2 separate regions of the Homo sapiens genome follow, and region 2 is linked to region 1. Evidence: read pairs that join two places in POLR2A ChIA-PET (ENCODE). Cell type or tissue: B cell. All regions are shown on one strand. Region 1 overlaps UHRF1 (ubiquitin like with PHD and ring finger domains 1). Region 2 overlaps KDM4B (lysine demethylase 4B).

What was found. ChIA-PET counts read pairs that join two places held together with the same protein. Peaks named below come from ENCODE experiments on the same cell type or tissue, not always from the same donor. Only the 100,000 strongest peaks of a DNase experiment are listed, where the experiment ranks them.
Region 2: POLR2A ChIA-PET joins it to region 1 with 10 read pairs; 2 of 35 experiments call an interaction of 5 or more read pairs at or near these places.

Annotation. Positions count from the first base shown.
Region 1 is chr19:4,915,160-4,919,159 of GRCh38, forward strand. All of the region lies in intron 2 of UHRF1 (ubiquitin like with PHD and ring finger domains 1), which reads left to right. It also overlaps a transcript of ARRDC5 not described here. Among named protein-coding and RNA genes, the nearest start is that of UHRF1, 7.7 kb to the left of the region's middle. RefSeq lists enhancers at 100-149, 1,401-1,460. In B cell, no CTCF peak of the experiment used is centred here; DNase peaks (open chromatin) are centred at 132 and 1,682; H3K4me3 peaks cover 2,201 bases; H3K27ac peaks cover 2,190 bases.
Region 2 is chr19:5,123,943-5,127,942 of GRCh38, forward strand. All of the region lies in intron 11 of KDM4B (lysine demethylase 4B), which reads left to right. Among named protein-coding and RNA genes, the nearest start is that of PTPRS-AS1, 52 kb to the right of the region's middle. RefSeq lists enhancers at 1,407-1,943, 1,944-2,481, 2,482-3,018, 2,942-3,001, 3,019-3,556 and 1 more and a silencer at 2,662-2,751. In B cell, no CTCF peak of the experiment used is centred here; DNase peaks (open chromatin) are centred at 2,109, 3,109 and 3,929; H3K4me3 peaks cover 850 bases; H3K27ac peaks cover 2,998 bases.

The DNA of each region.
Region 1 (4,000 bases):
GCAAGAGTCACTTGTCACAGTGATGCCTCAGGTGTCCCCACTGGACGGCCCCCTTGCAGAGACCTGCCCTTCTGTCTGCGGGAGGGAGGGTCCCCACCACCAGCTCCCACCCACTGCGGCATCCCTCCCCCAGGATGGCTCCCTGGTAGAGGGCGCGGCCTCTGTTAGGGTGACTCACCACTGCTGTTGTGGCCCCGAAGCAGCTGTAGACAATCTGTAAACCGGTGGGCGTGGCTTTGTTCCAATAAAACTTGATTTATAAAAACAGGTATGGCGGGGCCCAGTGGCTCATGATTGTAATCCCGGTGCTTTGGGAGGCCAAGGCAGGCGGATCACCTGAGGTCAGGAGTTCTAGAACAGCGTGCCAACATGGTGAAACCCCGTCTCTACTAAAAATACAAAAATTAGCCAGACGTGGTGGCGCATGTCTGTAGTTCCACTTAGGAGGCTGAGGCAGGAGAATCGCTTGAACCTGGGAGGTGGGAGGTTGCAGTGAGCTGAGATCCCACCACTGCACTCCAGCCTGGGCGACAGAGCAAGACTCCGTCTCAAAAAAAAAGCAAAACAAAAAACAAAACCAAAACAAAAGAGGTGCAGGCCAGAATTGTCCCCGTGGACATAGTTGGTCAATTAGATTGCATACTTTAATCCAGCCTCAGTTGGTGTGTCTGGGTTTTCTGGCTAGGAAGAATGCTGCTGTGGAATGTGCTGGAACAGATCCTTACGTGCGCTGTGTTGGAGTCTTTCCAGGTCAGGGGTTCTCAAACGGATTTCAGGACCCTTTACATCATCCAGAATGATCCAATAGCCCCAGGAGCCTGTGTCTGTGTGGATTATGTCTGCCGGCTGTTAGTGTGTTAGAAGTTGAGGCCAGGCATGGTAGCTCACACCTGTAATCCCAGCACTTTGGGAGGCTGAGGCGAGGATCGCTTGAGGTTGGGAGTTTGAGACCAGCCTGGGCCATGTAGCAAGACCCCGTCTCTACAAAAAATGAAAATTAGCCGGGCATGGTGGCGCATGCCTGTAGTCCTAGCTACTCGGGAGGCCAAGGTGGGAAGATCACTTGAGCCTGAAAGGTTGAGGCTGCAGTGAACCAAGATTGTACCACTGCATTCCAGCCTGGGAGACAGAGCGAGACTTTGTCTCAAAAAAAAAAAAAACCAAATAAATTGAAAGCTGAGAAATTCAGAGCACAAGAAGACAAGCGCGCCCCCTCTTTTAGCTGTCAACATGGCGGAGCCGTCCCTGGTGACGCAGCCTCCAAAGGCCTCCCTGTGCCCTCCTGAGACCGCAAGAGGGAAAGTGGCAGCGACAGTGATCGTGGTGTCTTTGTGGCGGTTGTGTTGACCTCACTGACCCCCGAAGTGCCGCTCTAGGGTCTGTCCTCAGCGGTGACCCGGCCGGGTCGAAGGGCAGAGTTCCGCTGTCACTAGCCCTCCACCCGTCCTGTGTGCTGGGATGCCCTCGCGGCGCCGTCCACGCCACCGCCGCCCCCTCTTGTGGGTTCTGTCTCCTCCGTGTCTAGGATCCTCCTGCATCCGTTTTTCCTTCCTCCCTTCTCTCCCTCCGTCTGTCTTGCCCGCACCTGAGGTTGTCGCAGAGGCGCTGAGACGGGCCAGCAGGAGCTGTGGCTGCCCCTCAGGAAGGCAGAGCAGTTTCTCACTTCCTTCCCCCCAGGTCCCGTCAGGCCCCTGCAGGCACTCTCTCTTCCGGCTGGAGGTCCCTCCTGATCGAGGCTTACACGGTCTTTGCTGAGCTCCTAAACTTCTGGTTTCTATCCCTAAAGTTGGAGAACCACTGCTCCCCAAACCCGGTGGCATTATCTGCCCTGCTGTGCCGCTAGGCAGTGTTCGGCACCCTGAAAGAGAGCCCCTGAATGTGGCACGAGGGGTAGGAAGTGGGCAGCTCGGTGGGGGGGGGGGGTGCAGTGAGCTTTTAGTCTTAAGTTTTCGTTTTTTTTTTTTTTTTTTTCTTTTTTATAGAGATGGGATCTCGCTTTTTTCACCAGGCTGGTCTTGAACCCCTGGCCTCAAGTGATCCTCCCATCTTGACTTCCCAAAGTACTGGGTTTACAGGCATGAGCCACCACACTCGGCCCTTTGTCTAAGTTTTCAAAAGGAATCAGCAAACTTAGTTATCAAGTTGTATTTGTATTTATCTGGACACTTTTTTTTCTTTTCTTTTTTTTGCCTTTAAGGGAGACAGGGTCCACAAGGCCGGGCGTGGTGGCTTACGCCTGTAATCCCAGCACTTTGGGAGGCTGAGGCAGGCGGATCACGAGGTCAAGAGATCGAGACCATGCTGGCCAACATGGTGAAACCCCATCTTTACTAAAGATACAAAAATTAGCTGGGGATGGTGGTGCACGTCTGTAGTCCCAGCTACTTGGGAGGCTGACGCAGGAGAATTGCTGGAACCCAGGAGGTGGAGGTTGCAGTGAGCCGAGATCACGCCACTGCACTCCAGCTTGGCAACAGAGCGAGACTCCGTCTCAAAAAAAAAAAAAAAAAAAAAAAAAGAGACAAGGTCTTGCTGTCGTCCAGGCTGGAGTGCAGCGGCGTGATCATGGCTTACTGCAACCTCTGTTTTCCAGGCTCAAGCAATCCTCCTACTTCAGCCTCCTGAGTAGCTGGGACTACAGGTGCCTGCCACCACACCCAATATTTAAATTTTTATTAATTGAAAAAACTTTTTTGCAGAGACAGGGTCTTGCCTGGTATCAAACTCCTGGGCTCAAGTGATCCTCCTGCCTCGGCCTTCTGAGTAGTTGGGACTACAAGCATGAGCTATTGGGCCTGGCCTAGCTTTTATACAATGCCCATGTTACAAAATTCCAAATGTCCAAAAAGCAAGGAGAATATCTTCCACTCTGCCTTGACCTTCAGTTTCCCCCCTGTAGTAACCTGTCTGCTTCCAGAAGTGCTTGAACATGTGTGCGTTTGCTATGGGTTTTTTTTTGTTTGTTTTGTTTTGTTTTTGAGATGGAGTCTCACTCTGTTGCCCAAGCTGGAGTGCAGTGGCGTGATCTTGGCTCACTGCAACCTCCACCTCCCAGGTTCAAGTGATTCTCCTGCCTCAGCCTCCCAAGTAGCTGGGGTTACAGGTGCACACCACCACGTCCGGCTAATTTTTTTGTATTTTTAGTAGAGACGGGGTTTCACCACGTTGGCCAGGTTGGTCTCAAACTCCTGACCTCAGGTGATCCACCCACCTTGGCCTCCCAAAATGCTGGGATTACAAGTATGAGTCACTGTGCCTGGCCTGTTTTTTTTTTTTTGAGACAGAGTCTTGCTCTGTCGCCAGGCTGGAGTGCGTTGGCTTGATGTCAGCTCACCGCAACCTCCACCTCCCGGGTTCAAGCAATTCTGCGTCAGCCTCCCGAGTAGCTGGGACTACAGGCATGCACCACCATGCCCGGCTAATTTTGTATTTTTAGTAGAGACGAGGTTTCTCCATATTGGTCAGGCTGGTCTCTAACTCCTGACCTCCAGTTATCTGCCGGCCTCAGCCTCCCAAAGTGCTGGGATTACAGGCGTGAGCTACTGTGCCCAGCTGGTTTTTTTTTTTTTTTTTTTTTTTTAGACAGGCTCTTGCTCTGTTGCCCAGGCTGGAGTACAGTGGCACGATCTTAGCTCACTGCAGCCTCGAATTCCTGAGCTCAAGTGATCCTCCTGCCTCAGCCTCGCAAGTAGCAGGGACTATAGGCTGTATACTACTATACCTGGCTGATTTTAAACATTTTTATAGAGATGGGTTCCTGCCATGTTACCCAGGCTGGTCTTGAACTCCTAGCCTCAAATGATCCTTCTGCCTCAGCTTCCCAAGGTGCTGGGATTATAGACCTGAGCCACTGCTCCTGACCTCATTTTTTTTTTTTTTTTTTTTGAGACAGTGTATCAGTGTCTCCCAGGCTGGAGTGCAGCGGCGCGATCTCGACTCACTGCAACCCCTGCCTCTTGGGCTCAAGCAATCCTCCCACCACAGCCTTCCAGGTAGTTGG
Region 2 (4,000 bases), 210 kb after region 1:
AGGGAGGTGGCTGAGCCGTGACCATTCTCCCCACAGGATGGGCTGGCAGGGGTGGGCTGGGCTTGGGCTGGGGTCCCTGGGGGTGGGGGGCTGCGTGGGCCACCTTGAGCTTGGACCTTGTGAAGCTGCCCTTCTCACGAGTCAGAACGTGCTGGGGGCTGTGTGTGGTCTCACAGGAGATGGGTGAGTTATGGGAAAACAAGCAGGCAGAGAAAGATCCAGGCTTGGGTCTGGGGACCCGGGCCCACCCAAGCCCACCCGTTAACTGCCCATGTGACCCTGAGCTGGGACACCGCCTTGATGGACCCTTCAGGAGGGCAGAGATAAGAGGACACGCATCCTCCCCAGGCCGGCGCGGTGGGGGAAATCGGGCAGGCTGCTGCCGCCGCCGCTGCCACCTGTGGGTTCAGGCAGCGAGGAAAGTGGCCCAGTCCTGGGAAGGCTTTTACAGAGTGGAGCTGGCTGGTCAGAGTCTGTCCTGGGTTCTCAGTGGGGCCTCCTGGGAGGGGTCACAAGGATCCCCCGTACCATGGGTGTCTTCCTCCCTCTTGAGCAGACTCTAGGGGCTGGCCAGCCTCTGGCTGGAGGAAGGGCGGCCACCAGCTCCTGTGACTTGTTTTACCCAACTGGCTAGCAAAGGACTGTGGCTTCTTTTCCTTTTCCTTTCCTTTCCTGATGGAGTTCCGCTCTGTCACCCAGGCTGGAGTGCAGTGACGCAATCTCAGCTCATGCAACCTCTACCTCCCAGGTTCAAACGATTCTCCTGCGTCAGCCTCCCAAGTAGCTGGGATTACAGGCGCCCGCCACCATGCCCTGCTAATTTTTGTATTTTTAGTACAGACAGGGTTTCACCATGTCGGTCAGAATGGTCTCCAACTCCTGACCTCAGGTGATCCACTTGCCTCAGCCTCCCAAGGTGCTGGGATTACAGGCCCGAGCCACTATGCCCAGCCTTCTTTTCTTTTCTTTTTTTTTGAAACCGAGTCTTGCTGTGTCCCCCAGGTTGGAGGGCAGTGGTGCAGTCACGGCTCACTGCAGCCTTGGTTTCCTGGGCTCAAGCAGTTCTCCCACCTCAGCCTCCTCAGTAGCTGGGACTGTGGACGTGCACCGCAACTCCGCTCATTTTTCAAAATTTTTAGTAGACACGGGGTCTCGCTATGTTGCCCAAGCTGCTCCCGAACTCCTGGGCTCCGCCTCAGCCTCCCAAAGTGCTGGGATTACAGGTATGAGCCACTGTGCCCAGCTTTCTTTTCATTAATGTGACTAACTGTTATTTACTAATCTTCCCAAGCCCACTGACGAGACAGCCACACCCTCCCCAGCCCCGGCGTTACCTGCTCTCACTTGGGCCTCACCATGGCCTTGGCCTCCAAGAGACTCAGGTTCAGGGAGGTCCTGAACCAGGGGGTCCTGGTTCTCCTCTGGTCTCCCCTCCCCATGCGTGGTCCTGGCTGGATGGGCGGCTTTCCTCCCCTGACAGTGGCAGTTGCCCGCTGGAGAGAAGCCTACACCGCGTGGGAGGGAGGGGAAACCAATGGCTCGTCCAGCTGCCTGGCGTAGGTGAGGCCCTGGCCTGGTCACTCACCATCCTGTTTAAAGATGTACAGGGCAACTCGCTCCCTCCCGAGATCCCCGGGGGTCCACACGCCCGGTGCAGTGGTCACGGTGCCAGGAGGCTGGGCCTGGTGCATCTCTGAGGCCTGTGGCTTCCACGGGTCTCTGAAGGGATCAGCCCCCACAGAAAGGCCAGGGACCAGCGAGGAGGGTTAGGGGCTACGTTGGTGGCACGTCAGGGTCTCTGCCCAGGGAGGGCTCAGGACTGGTGCTGCCCACCCCCCGCCCCCCGCCCTGGACACCCTTATCTCTGTTCCACGACAGAGACTCCTGGGAAGGACCCAATCTGGCAGGGGTGGGCGTTTTCTTGGACACAGCCGTTTTCCCGGGAGCCCGAAGTCCCAGGAGCCTCTGGACGAGAGGTTTATCTCGAGAGAGCCTCATAAATGCATGTTCACAGTCAGGGGCACGACAGGAAATGCATGCCACAGTGCTGCGGGAAAGATTTCCTAAAGCGGTTTCTGGTCCTCCTTGAATGCCAGTTTCACGCCCCTAAAAGCTATGACGCTGAGGCACCTTTCAGGGCCTAGCAGTGGGGTGTGGGGTTTTGTGTTTTCATATGGAACAAGCTGGGAAGGGGCCAGAACCTGTTGCTCACAGGGGCCAGGGGGCATCAGCATCGGGGAGGAAGCCCCTCAGGAGGAGAGGTGCCTGGGGGGCGGTTGAGAGGCTGCTTCCCAGTGGCTGCTGGTGTCCCCTATCCCATTCTTACTGGCTGCTTCAAGGTCTGGGAAGAGCGGCCGCCCTATTGCCCAGCGCTAGGAGGGACTAGCAGCCCCACCAGCCAGCCCTAACCCCAGAACCAAGCAGAAAGCAGGAAGGCGGCCTCGTCCACCTCTCCTGAGCCTCCGGGGAGGCCCCGCCTCCTGGAAGAAGGCCTGCAGTGCAGGACACACAGGGTCAGGGGGCAGAGCCAGGATGGGGACCCAGGAGGGCTGGCATAGTGCCGTCCTGCCTCCCAGAGGGTGGAAAGGCTGCGGTGAGTGGGGCAGCCAGCCCCCAGCCCTTCCCCTCCCCTCGCCCCGGAGTGCTGCTCTCAGGAGAGGCCTCGTGGCTGGTGACTGGTTTTAGAACACGGAAAGCAAAGGCTGCCATGTCTGGAGGGCGGCCCCAGCTCATAGTGAGGGGCTGTGAGCTCAGCCCGGGGACCCGCCAGCACATCCCAGCTGGGCCTCTGGGACCGTCAGGCGCACCCGGCTGCGGGTTCAGCACGGGAGGGTGGCAGTGTTGAAGGGGGTGGCCAGAGAGCCCCTGAGACCGGGGCTGGTTGGCCCAGGCATGGAAGCCAAGCACGAAACTTGAGGGAGGGGCCCCATAAGCCAGGCCGAAGCTGGTGAGTTGATCTCGGCAGCCTCGGAGCAGGAACAGAGTGGTGTCCTTGGAAATGGGTGGTTTCTTGCCCCCTCCACAGGGCAGCCTGGGCCTCGGGCCTGTCTTGGGGTTTGCTGGAGGCTCTGGTGGAAACCCCGGCGCTGGGGAGGAGTGGCCTCGCCACCAGGCAGGCTAGTGAGCCCTGGTGGTGGGGTTTCCGCTGTGACACCTTCCCTCCACCCAAAAAGAGTGCTAGCAGGGCCTCAGCTGGCTGCCCTCGGGGGCCTGGGTGCATCCTGGGCCCCATCTGTACCATGGTCCCTGCTCTGTCCTGAAGCCCCTCACCCGCTTCCCTCCCTCAGGCCAGGCAGGTGAGGGGCGTGCCAAGGTCCCTGTGGAGTGTAGTCCCCATGGCAGGGACAGAGCCCCAAGGAATGGCCCACAGCAAGGACAGAGCCCCGAGGAATGGCTGCGGGGTGTGCCGCCGTCTTTCAGGGTGTCCTTCCTAGCCTTGGGCATCTCCCTCTAACAGGGTCCCCTGTGTGTCTGCCCGGGCTTCACTGAGCCTGGGAGCCGACAGGGAGAGGGCTGGAAACTTGTTCTTGTGAGTTTGAGAATCCAGGGCACCAGCAGGTGCGGGCTATGCGTGGAGTGCGTTGAGGCTGCCGCCATTGTCATTCACTGCTGTCTCCAGACAGGGGATGGGGTGGCACTCATCAGCCGGGCACCTGAGGCTCAAATTATGTCCCACTTTGTCTCCCATGCCTGGTCCCTCCGGGAGACAGAACCAGGCAGCCAACCAGGGAGGGCTGTGGGGAAGCGGGACTTGGGGCCATCCCTGTCCTTGGAGGAGGAGGGAGAGAGCCCTACAGTGTGGCCCTTGGTGAGAGGACAGCCCCCGGGAGGCCTAGGGGACGATGGTGGCCTCAGCTCCCCACCCAGCCTTGCCTCCCGAGCAGAACCAGGGCCTGGGGCGGTCACACCAGCCGCCCCTCAGCTCCCAGGAGGCCCCGTTGGTCGGGGGAGGATGCCAGCCCCTTAGAGAGGCGGGGACTCCCCAGGGACCCTCTGAGCA